Regions from separate parts of the Homo sapiens genome. Here region 2 is linked to region 1. A link is a loop called in an ENCODE intact Hi-C map of the cell type or tissue named here. Cell type or tissue: B cell. All regions are shown on one strand. Links, peaks and the distances in the headings refer to the core of each region. The heading gives the core; the rest is flanking DNA. Region 1 holds the start of SIGLEC6 (sialic acid binding Ig like lectin 6). Region 2 holds the start of SIGLEC14 (sialic acid binding Ig like lectin 14).

Region 1 (10,931 bases), core at 1,137-9,136:
GCAGAGAAGCTCTTTGAAATTGTCAGATGGGCTGGGCTCACAAGCCTGATTCAAACAGGCTGTCAGTCTCCTCTCTCCCCTTAACACTGTGCAGCCCAAACCCCTGGGACCCTTGAACATCTGAGCAGTTTTGTGCTTTGAGCCACTTTTTGATAAAAAAAAAGGCTCCATTTTTCCACATTGTGATTTTCTTAAAGTAGTTCAATGTTTTATAGTCTCATAGTAGTAGTGTTGCTTTCTAAGCTATAACAGTTGATTTTATTCTTCTACTCTGAAAAATCTTGACTTGTTTGAGTGTATATTATATATAAAGGGAGCCTTAATGGATTGGTTTTCATAATTTAATATTTTTTGTATTTGCCGTTGTATAATTGTTTTTAACAGAAAGCATTAAAGAATTGAGAGTGGAATTCTTAGAACCAAAGTTATTCTTAATAAAAATCACCACATGCTTGGACCATGAAAAAAAAAAGAAATGTCCTCTATGAAAGTAAATTAAAAAATAGGAAGAAGCTACTGTTATACTAGATGCACAGATTTTAACATAAGGACACAGGAAACATGAAACAGCAAGGAAAGGAACACAAGAATTCTGCAGAAATAGATCTTAATCACAAAGAAATTTTTGAAATTCCAGACAAAGAATTCAAAATATTGATGTTAAAGAAGCTCAGTGAGATACAACAGAATTCTGAAAATCAATACTATGGAAACCAGAAAAACAATTCAGGGTATAAATGAGAAAATGATCAAAGAGATATATATTTTTTAAAATAACCAAATATAAATTCTGGAACTGAATAGTTAATTGAAGGAAATGCAAAACACATTTGAAAAGTTCAATAATAGACTAAATCTGGCAGAAGAATCTTGGAACTTGAAGACAGGTTTTTTGAAATAATCTAGTCAGACAAAAATAAAGGGAAAAGTACAAAAAATAATGAGCATAGCCTTAATAACATTTAGGACAACAAAAAGCAATGGAATTTATAAATTACTGGTATCTCTAAGGGTGAAAAAACAAAGAAATATTGGAAAACCTACTCAGCAAAATAATACATGAAAACATCCCAAGTCTAACAAAAGATTTAGGTATAGAGATACAGAAGGCCCAATGATCCCCGGGCAGATCCCCAATGCAAAAGGTCTTCTCCTTGGCACATTATAGTCAGACTGTGTGAAGTCAAAGTTAAAGAGCAAATTCTACAAATAGCAAGAGAAAAGCATCTAGCTACCTCTAAAGGAAATTCCATTTGACTAAGAGCAGATTTCTCAGTAGAAACCTTACACACCAGAAAAGAAGGAACTGATATATTCTAAGTGCTAAAAGAAAAAATAACTGCCACCACAGAACATGCAAAGAAACTATTCTTCATAAATAAAAGAGAAATAGATTCATCCCAAGACAAACAAATGCTGATGAAATTTATTACCACTAGACCAGCCTTGGAAAAAATACTCAAAGGAGTCCTAAACCTGGAAGCAAAAGGATGATTTTATCATCACGAAAACATATGAAAGTAAAAAATTCACTGGTAAAGCAATCATGCAAATGAGAACTAGAAAGGACTCAAATGGTACCACTACAGAAATCCACCAAATCACAAGGACAAACAATAAGATAAAAGGAAAGAAACAACGAATGTTTAAAACAAGAAAATGTTTAATAACCTGACAGAAAGAAAGCCTCACAAATCAATAATAACCATGTATGTAAATGGATTAAAGTATCCTCTTAAAAGATATAGAATGGCTGAATGGATTTTAAAAATGACTCAACAGTGTGCAGCTTAAAGAAACACACCTTAAGAAAAGACACATATAGACCAAAAGTAAAAGGATGGAGAAAGATATTCCACACAAATGGAAACCAATAGTAAGCAGCAGTAACTATACTTAGATAAAACAGACCTTAGGTCAAGAGCAGTAGAAAAAGACAAAGAAGGTCATTATATAATGATGAAGGGATCAACCCAGCAAGAGGATATAACAATTCTAAATATATATGCACCCAGCAATGGAGCAGCCATATCTATAAAGCAAATATTACTAGATCTAAAGAGAGAGATAGAATGCAATACAATAATGGTGGGAAGCTTCACCACCCTATTCTCAGTAAGACAGATCACTTAGACAGAAAATCAACAAACAAACATCACATTTAAACTACACTATAGACCAAATGGAACTAACAGACTTTTACAGAACTTCTACCCAACAACTGCAGAATACATATTCTTTTCATCAGTACATGAAACATTCTCCAGGATACACCATATATTCGGCTACGAAATAAGTCTCTATAAATTAAAAAAAAAATCAATATTTACTCAATGTATACTCAGACCACAATGGAACAAAACAACAAGTCAGCACCAAGAGGAACTCTGGAAACAAGACAAATGTATGGAAATTAAACAATATGCTCTTAATGACCTACCAGGTGAAAATCTATACAGGAAAAACTAAAAAACACTGATGAAAGAAATTGAAGATGACACAAACAAATGGAAAAACATCCCATACTCATGACTGGAAGAATTAAGATAGTTAAGAAGCCCACACTGGTCTATAGCAATCTAAAGATTTAATGTAATCCATATGAAAATACCAATGTCAGTCTTCACAGAATTGTAAAAAACAATTATAAAATTCATATGGATCCAAAAAGAACCTGAATAGCCAAAGCTATCCGGAGAAAAAAGAACAAAGCTGGTGGTATCACTTTACCTGACTTCAAAGTATATTACAAGGCTATAATAACCAAAACAGCATGATATTGGTATAGAAATAGATACATAGACCAATGGAATATAACCCAGAAATAAGGCCACATGTATACAGCCAATTGATTGTCAACAAAACTGACAAGAACTTATATTGAGGAAAGGACACCTTCTTCAATAAATGGTGCTGGGAAAATTGTATACCCACACACAAAAGAATGAAACTGGATTCTTCTCTCTCACCATATTAAAAAAAAACTCAAAATGAATCATACACTTAAATGTAAGACCCAAAACTATAAAAAAAAAAAACAGCTACAAGAAAACCTAGGGAAAACTCTTTTGAACATTGGTCAGAAGAGTCAGAAATTATGACTAAGTTCTGAAAAGCACAGGCAACAAAAACAAAAATAAACAAATGGGACTTAATAAACAAAAAGCTTCTGCCAGGAAAAGAAATAATTAGAGTGAAGAAACAACCTGTTGAATTGGAGAAAATATTCGCAAACTATTCTTCTGACAGGAGACTAATATCCAGACTATACAAGGAACTCAAACAACTCAACAGGAAAAAGCAAATAATCCAAGTAAAAAGTGGGCAAAGGACAGGAATAGACAGTTCTCAAAGAATACATAAGAACAGCCAATACGACAAAATGGTCAGCGTCACTAATCATCAGAGAAGTGCACATCTAAACCAAAATGAGATACCGTCTTACCCAGTCAGAATGACTATTACTAAAAAAACAAAAAATAACAGATTTTGGCAAGGATGAGGAGAAAGATAACTCTTCTGTACTGTTGGTGGGAATTTAAACTAGTACAGCCACTTTTGAAAACACTATGGACATTTCTCAGGAACTAAAAATAGAATTACTATTCGATCACTCAAGCAATCCCACTACTGGGTATCTACCCGAAGGGAAAGAAAGAAATACATCAAAGAGATACCTGCATTCACATGATTTTTGCTGCACTATTCACAATATCAGAGATATGGAACCAACCTAAGTGTCAATTAACAGATGAATGGATAAAGAAAATATAGTATACATGCTATTTGGCCATAAAAAAGAATGAAATCGTGTCATTTGCAGCAACATGGATGGGACTAGAATTCATTATCTAAATTGAAATAAGTCAGACACAAAAAGACAAATGTTGCATGTTCTCACTTACATGTGGGAGCTAAAAAAATATTATCACATGGAGGTGGACAGTAGAAAGATAGACAACAGAGACTGGAAAGGGTCAGATGGGGGAGGACAGAAGATGAAGAGAAGTGAGTGAAGTGCTACAAACATACAGTTAAAAGGAATAAATTCAGCGTTAGAGAGCAGAATAGTGTGATTTTAGTTAACAAGAATGTATTGCACTCACGTGACGGACACTCTAAATATCCTGACATAATCATTACGCATTATATACATGCAAAAAAATTTTACATCTACTCCTTAAGTTTGTAGAAATAAAAAAATTTACAAATATATGGTGGCAAATTCTAATACCTCATAGGTATTAGAGATTTGCCAGATGCATACTGCACAGAGGAAAATAGAAAACCATGTGAGCTAGACCTAAAAATTTTAATTTTGTCAGGATATTCTGCTCACGTTGTCCAGAAATATGTCTTTTGTGCCACATTTAACTGTGAGAAGCAGATTTTTCACAGGAAAGAAATTGCTAATCTCTATGATGAGGACCTAAAAAAAAATCTCTCCAGTCCACACTGCACTGAGTGGCAACATTAATTCAAAAGAAGTTTCTTCTGCACTGCAGTTCATAAAATATGTGTCCTTTTTGATTTACATGAAGATGTTGCATGGTTCTTATTTTGGAGATGTCATTGAAATTTTGTAAATCAGCGTACTAGCTGTCAAGGAAAAACCTCCATACTCATGTTTTAAAAAATATCTGGCATTCTACTGTGTCACTTGGCAAACTCACCAGTGTCCACAGCTCTAAAGCTAGATAGTGAGGGTGTGTGCTGAGGATGGGAAGCTATGGATGGGGATCATCTCAAGGGTAGGGACCAGGTCCCTGGCATCTCTTCTCCAGCCCGACCTACATACAGATGCTCACTATGTCTTTGGTGAATGAATGAATGAATGAATGAATGAGTGAATGAATGAGTGGCTATCACCCACACTGCACCTGGGACCCTTCTTCCTTTCACTGTCCCAGACACTCCCACAGACCCTACAGAATCCTATATCCTGCAGGACTGACTTTCTCATGGCGTGGGATGAGGCTGTGACTCTCTGGGGCCAGGAGTGACCAGCTCCCAGGTGTAAACAGTGGTGCACAGAAAAGCACCTCAGGTGGGCAGGGCCTTGGACACAGGTTTCGCATTCCTCAGATGCCCCGGGAGGCCCTGGTCCGGGCTCTGTTGCTCACAGGAAGCCCCGAGGTGGGAGGCGGGACACAGTCTCTTCTCCTCTGCTCTTCTTTGGGCAGGTCTCTGGGTCTCAAAGTTTCCGTCTGCTCTGTGCAGAGGGAGTGGAGCTCCGAGGGCTTGTGGCTTCGCAGTTCCTCTTCTGTGAACAGCCGAGATCACGCGCTCCTCCCCAGCCACCCGTTCCTCCCCGCAGTCCTTCCCCTCCACTCCCTTCCCCTTCTCTGCTCATGCAGGGAGCCCAGGAAGCCTCCGCCTCAGAGATGCTACCGCTGCTGCTGCCCCTGCTGTGGGCAGGTGAGTGGGCCAGGGGAGAGGTGCCGTGGGGCTGGGCCGAGCTGACCCTCATGTCTCCATAGGGGCCCTGGCTCAGGAGCGGAGATTCCAGCTGGAGGGGCCAGAGTCACTGACGGTGCAGGAGGGTCTGTGCGTCCTCGTACCCTGCAGATTGCCCACTACCCTTCCAGCCTCGTACTATGGTTATGGCTACTGGTTCCTGGAAGGGGCTGATGTTCCAGTGGCCACAAACGACCCAGACGAAGAAGTGCAGGAGGAGACCCGGGGCCGATTCCACCTCCTCTGGGATCCCAGAAGGAAGAACTGCTCCCTGAGCATCAGAGATGCCCGGAGGAGGGACAATGCTGCATACTTCTTTCGGTTGAAGTCCAAATGGATGAAATACGGTTATACATCTTCCAAGCTCTCTGTGCGTGTGATGGGTAAGGAACCAGCTCCAGGACTAGCCACAGGGGAAGGTCATGGGGGCCGTAGGGCAGGGCTGGGACGGGAGCCCCGTCTTGGGAGGCGGGTACAATTAAGCATGTTGGGCTCAGAGAAGGAGCTGGACCAGAGACTGGGCTTCCCCCTGGGTGAAACCTCAGACCTCCATCCTGATCCTGCGTCCCCATCTCCTCACCAGCCCTGACCCACAGGCCCAACATCTCCATCCCAGGGACCCTGGAGTCTGGCCATCCCAGCAATCTGACCTGCTCTGTGCCCTGGGTCTGTGAGCAGGGGACGCCCCCCATCTTCTCCTGGATGTCAGCTGCCCCCACCTCCCTGGGCCCCAGGACCACCCAGTCCTCGGTGCTCACAATCACCCCACGGCCCCAGGACCACAGCACCAACCTCACCTGTCAGGTGACGTTCCCTGGAGCCGGTGTGACCATGGAGAGAACCATCCAGCTCAATGTCTCCTGTGAGTGCTGGGCCAGGACGCCCGGGTCCCTGAGGGTGTGGGGGGACAGGGCAGGGCTGAGCCAGAGCTTAAAGTTGGGGACCTGGTTGCCAAAGAGGAGAGCCCCTTTCCCTGTTTTCATGGCTCCTGAGGGGAAGGCCCCATGCCTACCATCCCTCCTCAGGGATGTTGAGGCGGCCACCTCTTTCCACCCCAGATGCTCCACAGAAAGTGGCCATCAGCATCTTCCAAGGAAACAGCGCAGGTAGGAACCAGCCAGTCCTGTTCTCTCCAGGGCCAGATGGAAGCAGAGTGGGGACTAACGGGGATCAATATGAGAAGCCAGGACTAAGGCCTCCATAGACTTCAAAGACCTGGACTGAATCTTTGCTCACCCCCAGCCTTTGTCGCCTCTTCGGCAGGAGCTGCCACACCCCTCGCACTCCCTCTTCTCTCTTGCTTGTTTTCCTACTGCCTCAGGCGTCTCCATGGTCCAGGAATGGCACTTGTCTGCCACGACGCTGTCCGCAGCCCTTGCTCCACTCTCTGCAGGACAGCCTGGGCAGCTCCAGGGAAATGGTCTGGGCTTTTCTGAAGACCTGAGGCCCCCACTTTACTAGTCTCCTCCTCAGAGCTAGTGTGGACCCCACAGGAGGAGAGGGACACCAGTGCTTTGCCCCTATACCCCATCTCTAACTCTCTACACCTCTCTCCCCAAAGCCTTCAAAATCCTGCAAAACACCTCGTCCCTCCCTGTCCTGGAGGGCCAGGCTCTGCGGCTGCTCTGTGATGCTGACGGCAACCCCCCTGCACACCTGAGCTGGTTCCAGGGCTTCCCCGCCCTGAACGCCACCCCCATCTCCAATACCGGGGTCCTGGAGCTGCCTCAAGTAGGGTCTGCAGAAGAAGGAGATTTCACCTGCCGTGCTCAGCATCCTCTGGGCTCCCTGCAAATCTCTCTGAGTCTCTTTGTGCATTGTGAGTGTGGGGGGAGGTGCGCGAGAGTGTGGGCAGCTGGGCGAGAGCTCCATAGTATTCAGAGAAGAGGCCCCTGCTAAGTCCTGTCCTCCCTCCCCAGACCCCTCACAACTGCTGGGACCCTCCTACCTCTGGGAGGCTTAGAGTCCACACTGCAGTGGCTCCTCCCTGCACTGGCAGCTTGGGGAGGAGATTCTGGAGGGATGGGAACAGCAGCCATGGCTCCTTCACAGTCACCCCCAGCCAGCCGGACCCTTGGTCAACAGCTCCCTGAGCCCCTGCCAGGGATTCAGCTCAAGTCTCAGGCTCAGCTTTGAGGCCCAGAACATCCCAGAGCAGCTCTGTCCCAGCTGCTGCCAGGTCAGGAGTCTGCTAAGAGGTGACAATTGGGGGAAGAGAAGCCTGGGTCCTTGTATGAGTTTGCTAGGGCTGCCATAACAAAGTAATTCAAAGTGCACGACTTAAACAATAGGGATTTATTGTCTCACGGTTCTCAAGGTCAGAAGTCCAAGATCATGTATGGTGTTAGAGTTGGTTCCTTTTGAGGCTGTGAGAGAATCTCTTCCATGCTCCTTCCCTGGCTTCTGGTGGTTTCCTGGGAGTCTTTGGCGTTCCTAGGCTTAAAGAAGCATTGCCTCGACCTCTGACTTAATCTTCACATGGTGGTGTCTGTGTCCACATGTGCGTCTGTGTCCACATTTTCCCTTTTTTTTTTTTTTTTTGAGAGAGGGTCTCACTCTGTTGCCAGGCTGGAATGCAATGGTGCGATCTTGGCTCACTGCAACATGGTAATCTGACATATGCAACCTCCACCTCCCGGGTTCAAGAGATTCTCCTGCCTCAGCCTCCCGAGTAGCTGGCACTACAGGCGCCCACCACCATGCCCAGCTAATTTTTATATTTTGAGTAGAGACAGGGTTTCACCATGTTGGCCAGGATGGTCTCGATCTCCTGACCTGGTGATCTGCTAGCCTTGGCCTCCCAAAATGATGGGATTACAGGTGTGAACCACTGCACCCGACCCACATTTTCCCCTTTTTATAAGGACAACAGTCATATTGGATTAGGGCTCACCCTGATCCAGGAACACCTCATTATAACTAATTACATCAGCTATGACCCTTCTCCAAATCAGGTCATGCTCTGAGGTGCTGGGGGTTAGGACTTCAAAATAGGAATTGTGGGGAGACATAATTCAACCCCTAACTGCTCCAGAGAAATGAAGCTTGGAGAAGATGTTTCCAAGGCCCAGACAAGAGTGGCTGGGGGCACAACGTCCTCAGTCTTGCAGTTGGGGGAAGGGGGAGTCATGGAGAGAGAAGAGGCTGGTTCCGGGTTCACAGGGCAGTGAAATGGTGAGTGACTGAGTCCTGGATGGGGGTGGTCACATTAGTGGAAGGTGGAGAGGAATGGCTGTTGGGAGGATGTCCTGGAATTAGAACTGGAGTTCACTTAAAATTCAAATTATAGGGAAACCAGAAGGCAGGGCTGGTGGTGTCCTGGGAGCAGTCTGGGGAGCTAGCATCACAACCCTGGTTTTCCTCTGTGTTTGCTTCATCTTCAGGTGAGAGTGGGCTCCAGGGAGGCACAGAAAGACTTCATGTGGGAAGGGCACACAGGTGGCAGAATCTCAGAAAACCTGAGTGGAGGAAAATGGGGTGATTGGGAAAGTCGAGAGTGAGGAAAGGGAGGGTAGTGGTGGTGTGAATTACCCCGTTGACCAGCTGAACCAAGCAAGGGGTCTCTTTGAAACCGTGGTCCAACTCTTGGGCTCATGTGAGCACCTGGACCTCTTAATTACTTCTGTACTCTCCATAGGGAGTGGGGAGATGGTTTTCTTTTGGGGAAAGAGGCTCCAAATAACCAGGCTGAAAGGCTTAGGGCTGTTCCCTCAGAGTGAAGACTAGAAGGAAGAAAGCAGCCCAGCCAGTGCAAAACACGGATGATGTGAACCCCGTCATGGTCTCAGGCTCCAGGGTGAGTGACAGAGACCTTAATTTCCATTCAGCATTATCCCTTTTGAATGCTGCCCTAAGTAAGGACCCTGAGGCATTTCTTCATTAACACCTGACATTCCCTGCGGTTCCACATGTGACATTTTAAATTTTTGACTCAGTAATAATTTAAAAAGTATTGATTTCAATAATTTAAAATAGTAACATTTGGAACTGAATCTAATAGTTCTGATGAAATACGTACTCCAGTTAATTTGCTGGGGGTATTTATGCTCCTCATATGTCAGATTATCATATTTCCTGGAATATTAGTCTTTTCTTATGGCATTGATTATTGAGAAAAAGAAATGAACAAAACTTAGTCTGTGTCAGGTGCATTAAGTACAAGGAATGTGGTAGACACAAGCCCTAGAGTAGACAGCCCAAATCAACCCAAAGTCATTACTGCTCATCACTATTACAATATTACAGGCATCTCTAGCTGCCTGTAATATTTTTTCTTTGGCATTGACCTTGGAGAACCTGATGACTGCGTGTCTTGGGAATGGTTGTCTTATATATTATCTTACCAAGGTTCTCTGAATTTCCTGAATCTGCATGCTGACCTCTCTAGAGAGGTTGGGGACATTTTTGTGGACAATATCCTCCAATACGTTGTTCAAGTTGCTTGCTCTCTCTCCTTCTCTTTCAGGGATGCCAATGAGTTGTAGATTTGGTCTCTTTACATAATCCCACAGTTTTTGGAGGTTTTGTTCATTTCTAAAATTCTTTGTTCTTTTGTCTGCCTGAGTTAATTTGAAGAACCAGTCTTTGGGCTCTGATATTCTTTCCTCAGCTTGGTTTATTCTGCTGTTAATACTTCTGATTGTGTTATGAAATTTTTATAGTGAGTTATTCAGCTCTATCAGCTCAGTTTGGTTCTTTCTTAAGGTGGCTATTTCATCTTTCATCTCTTCAATTGTTTTACTGGATTCCTTTGATTCCCTGGAATGGGTTTCTACTTTCTCCTGAATCTCAATAATCTTGATTGTCATCCAGATTCTGAATTTTTCGTCTGTTATTTTATCCATTTCATTCTGGTTAAGAACTTTTGCTGGGGAACTAGTGTGGTCATTATGAGGTAAGAAGACACTCTGGCTTTTAGATTTGCCAGAGTCCTTGCACTGGTTCTTTCTCATTTATGTGGGCTCATGTTCCCTTACTTGTGCTGTCATTTGAGTATAGTCAGTTGGCTTTGTTTCTGGACGTTTTCAGAAGGCCAACGCTTTGTGCACGATCTTTATTTGTTGCTAAATTCTTGTCCTTAGTTTCACAGTGGGGTATATTAGCAAAGTATTTTTGGTGTTGAAGTTTGGATGTGATCCAATAGGTGGTGCTTAAGCATAATGGCTGGCAGGTAGGCTCTTGTTCAGCCACATGAATCCTCTGTAGTTCCTCACATTTGCAGCCATGCTCCCTCCTAGTGCTCTGAGAGTGTGGGCTCCTCTCTCACTCAAGTGCTGGCTACAGATCTTGACTTGGCACTCAGGCTGCACACTACAGCCCCGTGGTGAGCCCAGGCATTTTGTTTCCTCCCCAGCTTGGAGCAGCAGGGGCAGGGACCTTGGAAGTGCCAGTGGTAGAGGGCTTTTTCCTTGTCTCTTGGGGCTTCATCCTAGAGGAATGCAGAGCTGCTGCCAATTGGAATAATTACCCTGGGT
Region 2 (8,343 bases), core at 1-8,000, 120 kb before region 1:
AGAGCAACCTACATGGGACATTAATCTCCACCATCCATCTCCACGCCACAGAACCTGGTACCGGCTGTATGTCTGCTGTCACCAGGCTGCTGGGGTCCCATCTATCAAAAGAGAACACCAGCTCATGTCCCCACCACTTCCATTGCCATCAAGACCAGGACATTTGCTGTCTTTTCTCTCTCAGCCACAATCTTAGGATTCACATTATTCTATTATGCAGAGAAAATTTAGCCTGTTCTTCAGCTCACCCTCCAGGCTAGTCCTGGGCTTACTGTTTAGACACCCAAAAAGGTGATCGATTTGTTTTGAAAAACAAGTATATAGGTCTTCTCCCTGAAATAAATTTTGTATCTCTTTTTGAATGTGGAAAATTGCTCTCCTACCCTGTGAGAGCCTGAATATACATGCAGAAATGGCCAGATCATATATAAAACTAGAACTCTGACTCCTAATTTGCAGCAACCAGCTGTGAAAAGCCAGCCCATCATCCACAGTCACCAGCTCAGGAAGCCAGGCTACTCTCTATAAACCAGACTTGTCTCTGGTAACCTGTCCAGGAAGCTAAACAATAATCCCTGTAACGATTGGCCCTAAATTGGCCTGGGACTTGATTAATAACTGACAGCTTCCCTAATTTCTGTCCCCACTTTCTACTTAGGACCAAATCAGAGAAAGTGGATATGGTTTCTTAACCCAATCATGTAGGATTACCTGCTTCTAGCTGGCTCACCTACAGCTTCCCCAGGCCAATAGCCTCCAATCAGGACACACCTGAAGTTTTCTCTTTTCCCCACTATGAAGCTCTCCCACTCCACTGCCTGCCTGTGAGTCTCTGCCAGAACACAAATAATGGTGGCTGACTCTCTTGTCATAGCAAGAACTGAATACATAGCCTTTCCTTGTTCTCATTTAGTTGTTCTTTATTTTTACAACTGGTTTTGATTATTTTAATTATTAATTAATAAATTAATTAATTTTGGAGACAGGGTTGCATCTCTCTCTGTCGTCCAGGCTGGAATGTAGTGGCATGATCATAGCTCACTGCAGCCTTGACCTCTGGCCTCAAGCAATCCTCCTGCCTCAGCCTCCTGAGTAGCTGCAACTACATGCATGCACCACTACACCTGGCTAATTTTGTATTTTTTAATTTTAATTTTTAGTTTAATTTTTAAGTTTTTAAATTTTTGTGGATACATAGTAGGTGTATATATTTCTGGGTTACACAAGATATTTTGATACAGGCATGCAACATGTAACAATCACATCAAGGTAAATGAAGTATCCATCACCTCATGCATTTATCCTTTGTGTTATAAACAATCCAATTATACTTTTTAAGTTATTTTAAAATATACAATTAAATTATTTTTGACTATAATCACCCTGTGGTGCTATCAAATATGAGGTCTCATTTCATCTTTCCAATTTTTTTGTACCCATTAACCATCCCCACCTTCTCCCCTCCCCCATGCCCTCTATCCTCCCCAGTCTCTGGTAACCCATCCTTCCACTCTCTATCTCCATGAGTTCAATTGTTTTAATTCTTAGTTTCCTCCAATAAGTGAGACCATGCAAAGTTTGTCTTTCAGTGCTTGGTTTATTTCACTCAACATAGTGACCTCCAGTTCCATCCATGGTTATTGCAAATGACAGGATCTCATTCTTTTTCATGGCTGAATAGTACTCCCTTGTGTATAAGCACCACATTTTCTTTATCCATTCATCTGTTGGCGGATATTTAGGTTGCTTTCAAGTCTTGGCTTTTGTGAACAGTGCTACAATAAACTTGGGAGTGCAGATATCTCTTCCGTATACTGATTTCCTTCCTTTTGGGTATATGCCCAGCAGTGGGATTGCTAGATCATATGGTAGCTCTATTTTTAATTTTTTGAGGAATTTCAAAATTGTTCTTCACAGTGGCTATATTAACTTACCTTCCCGCCAACAGTGTACAAGGATTCCCTTTTCTCTACACCCTTGCCAGAATTTGTTATTGCCTGTCTTTTGGATATAAGCCATTTTAACTGGGATGAGATGACATCTCATTGTAATTTTGATTTGTATTTCTCTGATTATCAATGATGCCAAGTACCTTTTCATATACCTGTTTGCCATTTGTATGTCTTCTATTGAGAAATATCTGTTGAGATCTTTTGCCCAGTTTTTGGTTGGATTATTAGATTTTGTCCTAGAGTTGTTTGAGCTCCTTACGTATTCTGGTTATTAATCCTCATTTGTAAATTTTTTGTAGAGACAGGGTCTCATTACATTGCCCAGGCTGATCTTGAACTCCTAGGCTCAAGCAATCCTCCCACCTTAGCCTTCAGAACAGTTAGGACTATAGGCACATGCCACCAGGCCTGGTAATTGACTTTATGTTGATGGCTGTCACAGAGGGTCTTGTTATAAGGGAGGGGCACATGTCAGGATCTTTCCCAAAAGTCATGGAAGGGTTGTGAACTCTGAAATTGAGATCAAGTCTCACAGGGAGGCTTTTGGCAGCTTCAGGGTCTGACGCAGAGTAGCTGAGGGGAAGTGGAACACAGTGGCTAGGGGAGAGGTTATATCAGGCAGAACTCTTTGGGGTGCAAGCAAGATCAATCTAGCTCAAATGGGCCTATTGGGAAATAAAAGCCAAGCATTGGCCCACTTAGCCGAAAAGTTCTGAAGTACACCGGCTTCAGGCACAGCAGGTTCCAGAATTGGTTGATGTCTCTAAAATCCTTTTTTGTCGTTTGTTAACCCTAGAGTTCTTCCTTCCTCTGTTGACTTTGTTCTCAGGCAGCTGCAGGCTTACATTTCTTCCACCCAGGGATGCCGGGAGAAACTGAACAGCTATTTTTCCTGAAGGTGTGGCAAAAATCCTGGAACTTGGATCTTTAGAGGCAATTGGACACGGGCTTGTTCTTAAAATTGGCCGCAGCATTGTTGGTGATGAGCTATGTCAATTGGACAGTGCTCCCTGCACAATTCACAGACTCCCCGCTGAAGTGAGGGATGGGGCTGATAGTGGTAGTTCTCCAAAGGAAAATAAAATAGGGCTATGGGTGAAGAACTGGGTTGTGGGCAGTCAACAAATAAGCAAGCAAACAAATAATAACACCACTGCATAGGAGATCAGAGCCATTGGAGACCTCTGCCTTTCCCTCAAACTTGGAAAACCCAAAAGTGTAGAGGAGGAAGTGAAGATGAGGGCAAGTCTGCCAAGGGTTACAAGATTTGTACATTGGACTCAGCATTGGAGCTGGAGATCTGACACCAAGAGCGTGGTGTTGTGTTCATATTTCCACATCAACTCAGATACTCTCAGAAGGGTGGCTGGGGACCCAGGCTGGAGACATCATGGGGAAACTTCCTCTTCTATTGAATCAGAGTGCTTATGTCTATGTGTTGTATCTTCTGAATGCAACTTCCTTCCCGCTCACTTATCTCTTCTGCGTTCCCGCTCCTAGTAGATGAATCAGAGTATGGGGTTAGAGAATGAGGTGATTCCAGGGCAGGGACTTGGGTCTCCTCCAGCCTAGAGATGCTTCTGGCCTCCCTGCCATTGAATGGGGCAGCAGTCAGAGGGTGGATGGGGGCGGAGAGTGGGGTTGGCTGCACTTGAGTTTCATTTCCCTAGACAGAGCCTGGGGGTGTGCAGAAAGAGAGAGTGACCAGGAACCCTGCACTTCCCCTACACCTGGTGCATAGTCTGACTCTCATCCTCAGGTCTAGGAAACCCCAAATTCAAGTTCCCCACATTTAAAATTCCCGGAGGGCACGTGTGACTTTGGTGCTCTGCTTCCCTCTCTTGGTTCCCGCCATCTCCTACAGTTTTGACTGTAAATTCTTTTCTCTCTTGTCAGCCATTCCATGGTTTAAAGAAGACTTGCATTAATTATCTTCCCTGTATTTTTAGTTATTTTCAGTGGGAAAGTGGGTGTGATATCCAGATCATGGAAGCCCTGGAGATGGTCTCTGTCCCTTTTTCATTTGAACTCATGCCTTGGCCAGGCATTGTGGCTCACACCTATAATCCCAGCACTTTGGGAGGCCAAGGCCGGAGGACCACTGGAGCCCAGGAGTTCAAGACCAGCGTGGGGCACATAGTGGAACCTTCATCTCTACTTAAAAAAAAAAATTAGTTAGGCGTGGTGATGTGCACATGTAGTCCCAGCTACTCAAGGTGAGAGGATTGCTTGAGCCTGGGAAGTTGAGGCTGCAGTGAGCTATGACTGCACCACTGCACTCCAGCCTGGGTGACAGCTAGACCATGTCTTAAATAAATAAATAAATAAATAAATAAACTCATGCTCTTTGTGATGTCACTCAGGCTCATGACTACAGACACTCTTTGAACATGAATGACCCCACTTTTGTCTCCAGCCAGAACTTTTTCCTATTTTTCCTAAATTCCAGACCCACAGATCTAACCCCTTTCCTTTTCCTTCCACTTGTATGTCTAATAAGCACATCTAACCCAACGTGTCCCAAGCTGAGCTCCCGATTCTTCTCTTGAAGTCTTTTCCTCTTCTCTCAATGGCAGCTTCAAGCCTGCAACATCTCAGGTCAAAAACAAGCATTATCTGTGGCCCTTTCCTTTCTCTTCCCATGTGTGTCCAATCTGTTGACAAATACTGTTAACTCCCCCTCTTCTCACCACTTCCACTGTGTCCTTGGAGACCTGAGCACCCTCCTCTCACCTCCCAAGCATTGCAATGGCTCAGCAGAGTCTAGTCTCAGGAAAGCAAGCAGAGTGATCAGGTAAAAACAAATAAAATCCTGCCCCTTCTCTGTTCAACCCCTGTCTTCACAATTTGCTCAGTGTGATGGTTAATTTTAGGTCTCCACTTGACAGGGCCATAGAGTGCCCTGGTATTTGCTCAAATACTATTCTGGGTGTTCCTGTGAGGGTGTTTTGGGATGAGATTAACATTTAAATCAGTAGACTTTGAGTAAAGTGGATTGCCCTCCCCAGGGTGGGTGAGCCTTGACCAGTTGGTTGAAGGCCTGGATAGAGCAAAAAGCCTGGCGCTCCTGTGAGTAAGGGGAACTCCTTTTGCCTGACTACCTGCAAGCTGGGACCTGAGTTTCCTCCTGCCTTTGGACTAGAGCTGAAACTTTGGCTCTTCCTGGATCTCCAGCCTGGAAGCTTGTGGACTGGAGCTACACCGTCAGTTCTCCCAGGTCTCCAGCTTGCCGACTGAGGATCTTGGGACTTTTCTGCTTCAATAATTGTGTGAGTCAATTCCTTATAATAAACACACACACACACACACACACACAGACACATCCCGTTGATTCTGTTTCTCTGGAGAACCCTGGCTAATACACTCAGCAAAAGTCAGGTTTTTGTTTTCAGTTTGAAAGTGGGTACTGTTAATTAACTGACCAGATTAGAAAAATAAATAATGGTAGACACCTTAGTTCATTCTTCTAAGAAGCCTGTTGATCTGGTGCTCCTTGTTGCCAGCATCTCCACCTTCTACAAAATGGGTTGTCTCTTTCCTCATTCTACCTTGTGGAGAGGATAATTTGAAGGGCTACGAGAAGTTATTTCTTCAAATCATTTTCCAGCAGTACAGGTCCCATGAATTGGATCCTTATATAGCAGATGATGCTATATTTACATATTTATCAAGCAATCAAAGTGTTATCTGTCAAAGCAATTTGCTTCTTATTGATTTTGTCATAACCACGCTTGTAGGTTAGTTCATTTACTGACTTCAGGTTTGGGTGCCCCCATGCGATATGTGGTTCTGAATCCTCAGCCTGTTAATTGATGCTTTATTGAGCTTCACAAAGCTTCCATTGGAGAGTTGACAATGGCGAAGAAGCTGCAACACCTTTCGGACCTTTGGGCTCCCACCATTGACCCCTCAGATCCTGATGACAAAGGCCAATTTGGGTTCTGCAGTTGCATAGAAGTTGCTAGCTTTTCTTGCCTTCCTTGCATTCAAATTTCAGTTCTGTCCATCTGCCTATATTCCTTGTGATAGTGCTTCGCTTTTTCCTAGAAAAGCTTCTTCCTTGTCTTTCGAAGCATCTTTTGGGCAAAATTCCTTCTCAGGGGCTTGATCTTCAGCTCTGTGAAATTGCTTCCCTTTTTCTTAAGGGTTTCTGGCACAGCAGGAACCTTCTTTTTCTTCTTCCTCTCTTTGACACCTTCCATAGTTCCAGCTGGACAAGAAAAAAGTGAACTTCTTATGAGAGCTCCCAAATCTCTTCATGATCAGACCCAGGACACCTCCCAGACCTACCCTCCTACCATCTTCCCCACTGATCACCCCTCAATGCTGGCATATGGCTATTTTCCAAGCACACCACGTGTGTTCCTACCTTGGGACTTTTAAATGTGCGGTTCCCTTGGAATGGATACCAGTGGACTCATTCCCACACGCCCTTCGCATCTTTACTCAAATGTCATCTCCTCCAAGTGGCCCCCCAAGCCATGCTGTAAAAAATTTTATCATCATGCCTGTCATACCAACACTGTGGGAGGCTGAGACGGGCGGATCACCTGAGGTCGGGAGTTCGAGCCCAGCCTGACCAACATGGAGAAACCCCATCTCTACTAAAAATACAAAATTAGCCAGGTGTGGTGGCACATGCCTGTAATCCCAGCTACTTGAGAGGCTGAGGCAGGAGAATCGCTTGAACCTGGGAGGCAGAGGTTGCAGTGAGCTGAGATCACACCATTGCACTCCAGCCTGGGCAACAAGAGCGAAACTCCGTCTCAAAAAAAAAAAAAAAAAAAAAAAAATTATCAGTCCTCACTGATTCCTCTTCTGTGTTCCTGTTTTTATTTTTTCTTAGAATATATTATTCTTTAGCAGACTGTGTATTTTAATTTCATATTAAATGTTTGTCTTCCCTCTAGGATTTTTATTTTATTTTCTCTTTTTCTTTTCTTTTCTTTTTTTTTTTTTTGAGATGGAATCTCGCTCTGTCGCCCAGGCTGGAGTGCAGTGGTGCGATCTCGGCTCACTGCAAGCTCCACCTCCCGGGTTACGCCGTCCTCCTGCCTCAGCCCCCCCAGTAGCTGGGACTACAGGCGCCCGCCACCACGCCCGGCTAATTTTTTGTATTTTTAGTAGAGACGGGGTTTCACCATGTTAGCCAGGACGGTCTTGATCTCCTGACCTCGTGATCCACCCGCCTCGGTCTCCCAAAGTGCTGGGATTACAGGCGTGAGCCACTGCGCCCGGCCTTCTTTTTTTACTGTTCTTCGTGGAGCAGGGGTATGCATAAGCAGTGTGCCCAGAGGAGCCCCCACTAGGATTTTTGACTTACCTTCTCATCCTAAGAGTTTATCCTTTGCTGTATCTCCAGCTCCTAAAACAGGGGGCCTGGTGCACCATAGGCGCCCATGAAGCATCAGTTGAATGAGTGAATTCTCGGGGCCAGACACTGTCCTAAGCACTTTACACATGAGACCTCACTGAATCCCCACACAGCAATTCTATTATTGTCTGCATTTTTCAGCTGAGCAAACTGAGGCACAGAGAGGGTAGGTAACTTTTGTAAAGTTCAACAGCCGGTAGGTGAGGGGTCTGGGTTCACACTTGGTATTCCATATCCTCAACGTTCACATTTCAAATGCCCGGCTCTCAAGCCTCATCTGGCTGTCAACATCAGGGATGGGGTCTGACGCTGCCTGGGACAAGGACAAGGATGAGATGAGGTTCCCAAATCCAACTGGTGGTGGGGACCACATCTCTCTTGACTGCTAAGGACCCGGTCATGTCCACCTGATGTGTTTGTCCCTGACAACTTGCCTTCCCTCTGGAAAGAGGAAAGTCTTCCCCACCTGAAACCCCCAGCGTGTGCTTCCCTCACCACAGCTCCTATCATGTCATAAAGGATTTATTCTCCCATCTCGCTGAGGGTCCCGAGGCCCTGACTCCCAGGGAGCTGGCCAAGTGGTGTTCTCCTTCCTATGTAGACAAAGGTGCATAAGGAAAGTGCTGCAGCTATGGGACCTGGTGACCTCAGGAGTCTAGACTTACAAGTCTGGACAAGCCCCTCTGGGGGCCTCAGTATCTTCACCATCGGCGTCCAGTGGGGGTGGGAGCAGAATGGCTTCCCAGCCCCAGCCTCACCCCAACAGCACGTGATGCCCAAGTTCCCCTTCTGTGCGCGTCCACAGCTCTCACTCACCCTCCGGCTTCCTGTCGGGGCTTTCTCAGCCCCACCCCACGTTTGGACATTTGGAGCATTTCCTTCCCTGACAGCCGGACCTGGGACTGGGCTGGGGCCCTGGCGGATGGAGACATGCTGCCCCTGCTGCTGCTGCCCCTGCTGTGGGGGGGTGAGTGAGCTGAGGGAGGAGGGACAGGCACAGGGGTGAGAAGGGGGGCT

The links. Hi-C counts contacts between places; a loop is a spot of excess contacts. Peaks named below come from ENCODE experiments on the same cell type or tissue, not always from the same donor. Only the 100,000 strongest peaks of a DNase experiment are listed, where the experiment ranks them.
Region 2: a loop joins it to region 1, with 2.8 times the contacts of the local background. A loop is called at or near these places in 2 of 110 quality-filtered maps.

Annotation. Positions count from the first base shown.
Region 1 is chr19:51,526,069-51,536,999 of GRCh38, reverse strand. It overlaps SIGLEC6 (sialic acid binding Ig like lectin 6), which reads left to right and starts at 5,330. Exons shown (of 8, transcript NM_001245.7): 1 at 5,330-5,418; 2 at 5,481-5,840; 3 at 6,041-6,319; 4 at 6,516-6,563; 5 at 7,019-7,276; 6 at 8,747-8,840; 7 at 9,172-9,253. The coding sequence starts at 5,352. In B cell, for the core only: no CTCF peak of the experiment used is centred there; a DNase peak (open chromatin) is centred at 5,269; H3K4me3 peaks cover 1,704 bases; H3K27ac peaks cover 1,230 bases.
Region 2 is chr19:51,646,673-51,655,015 of GRCh38, reverse strand. It overlaps SIGLEC14 (sialic acid binding Ig like lectin 14), which reads left to right and starts at 8,191. Exons shown (of 7, transcript NM_001098612.3): 1 at 8,191-8,293. The coding sequence starts at 8,257. It also overlaps the pseudogene RPL7P51. In B cell, for the core only: no CTCF peak of the experiment used is centred there; DNase peaks (open chromatin) are centred at 3,535 and 7,994; H3K4me3 peaks cover 311 bases; H3K27ac peaks cover 3,270 bases.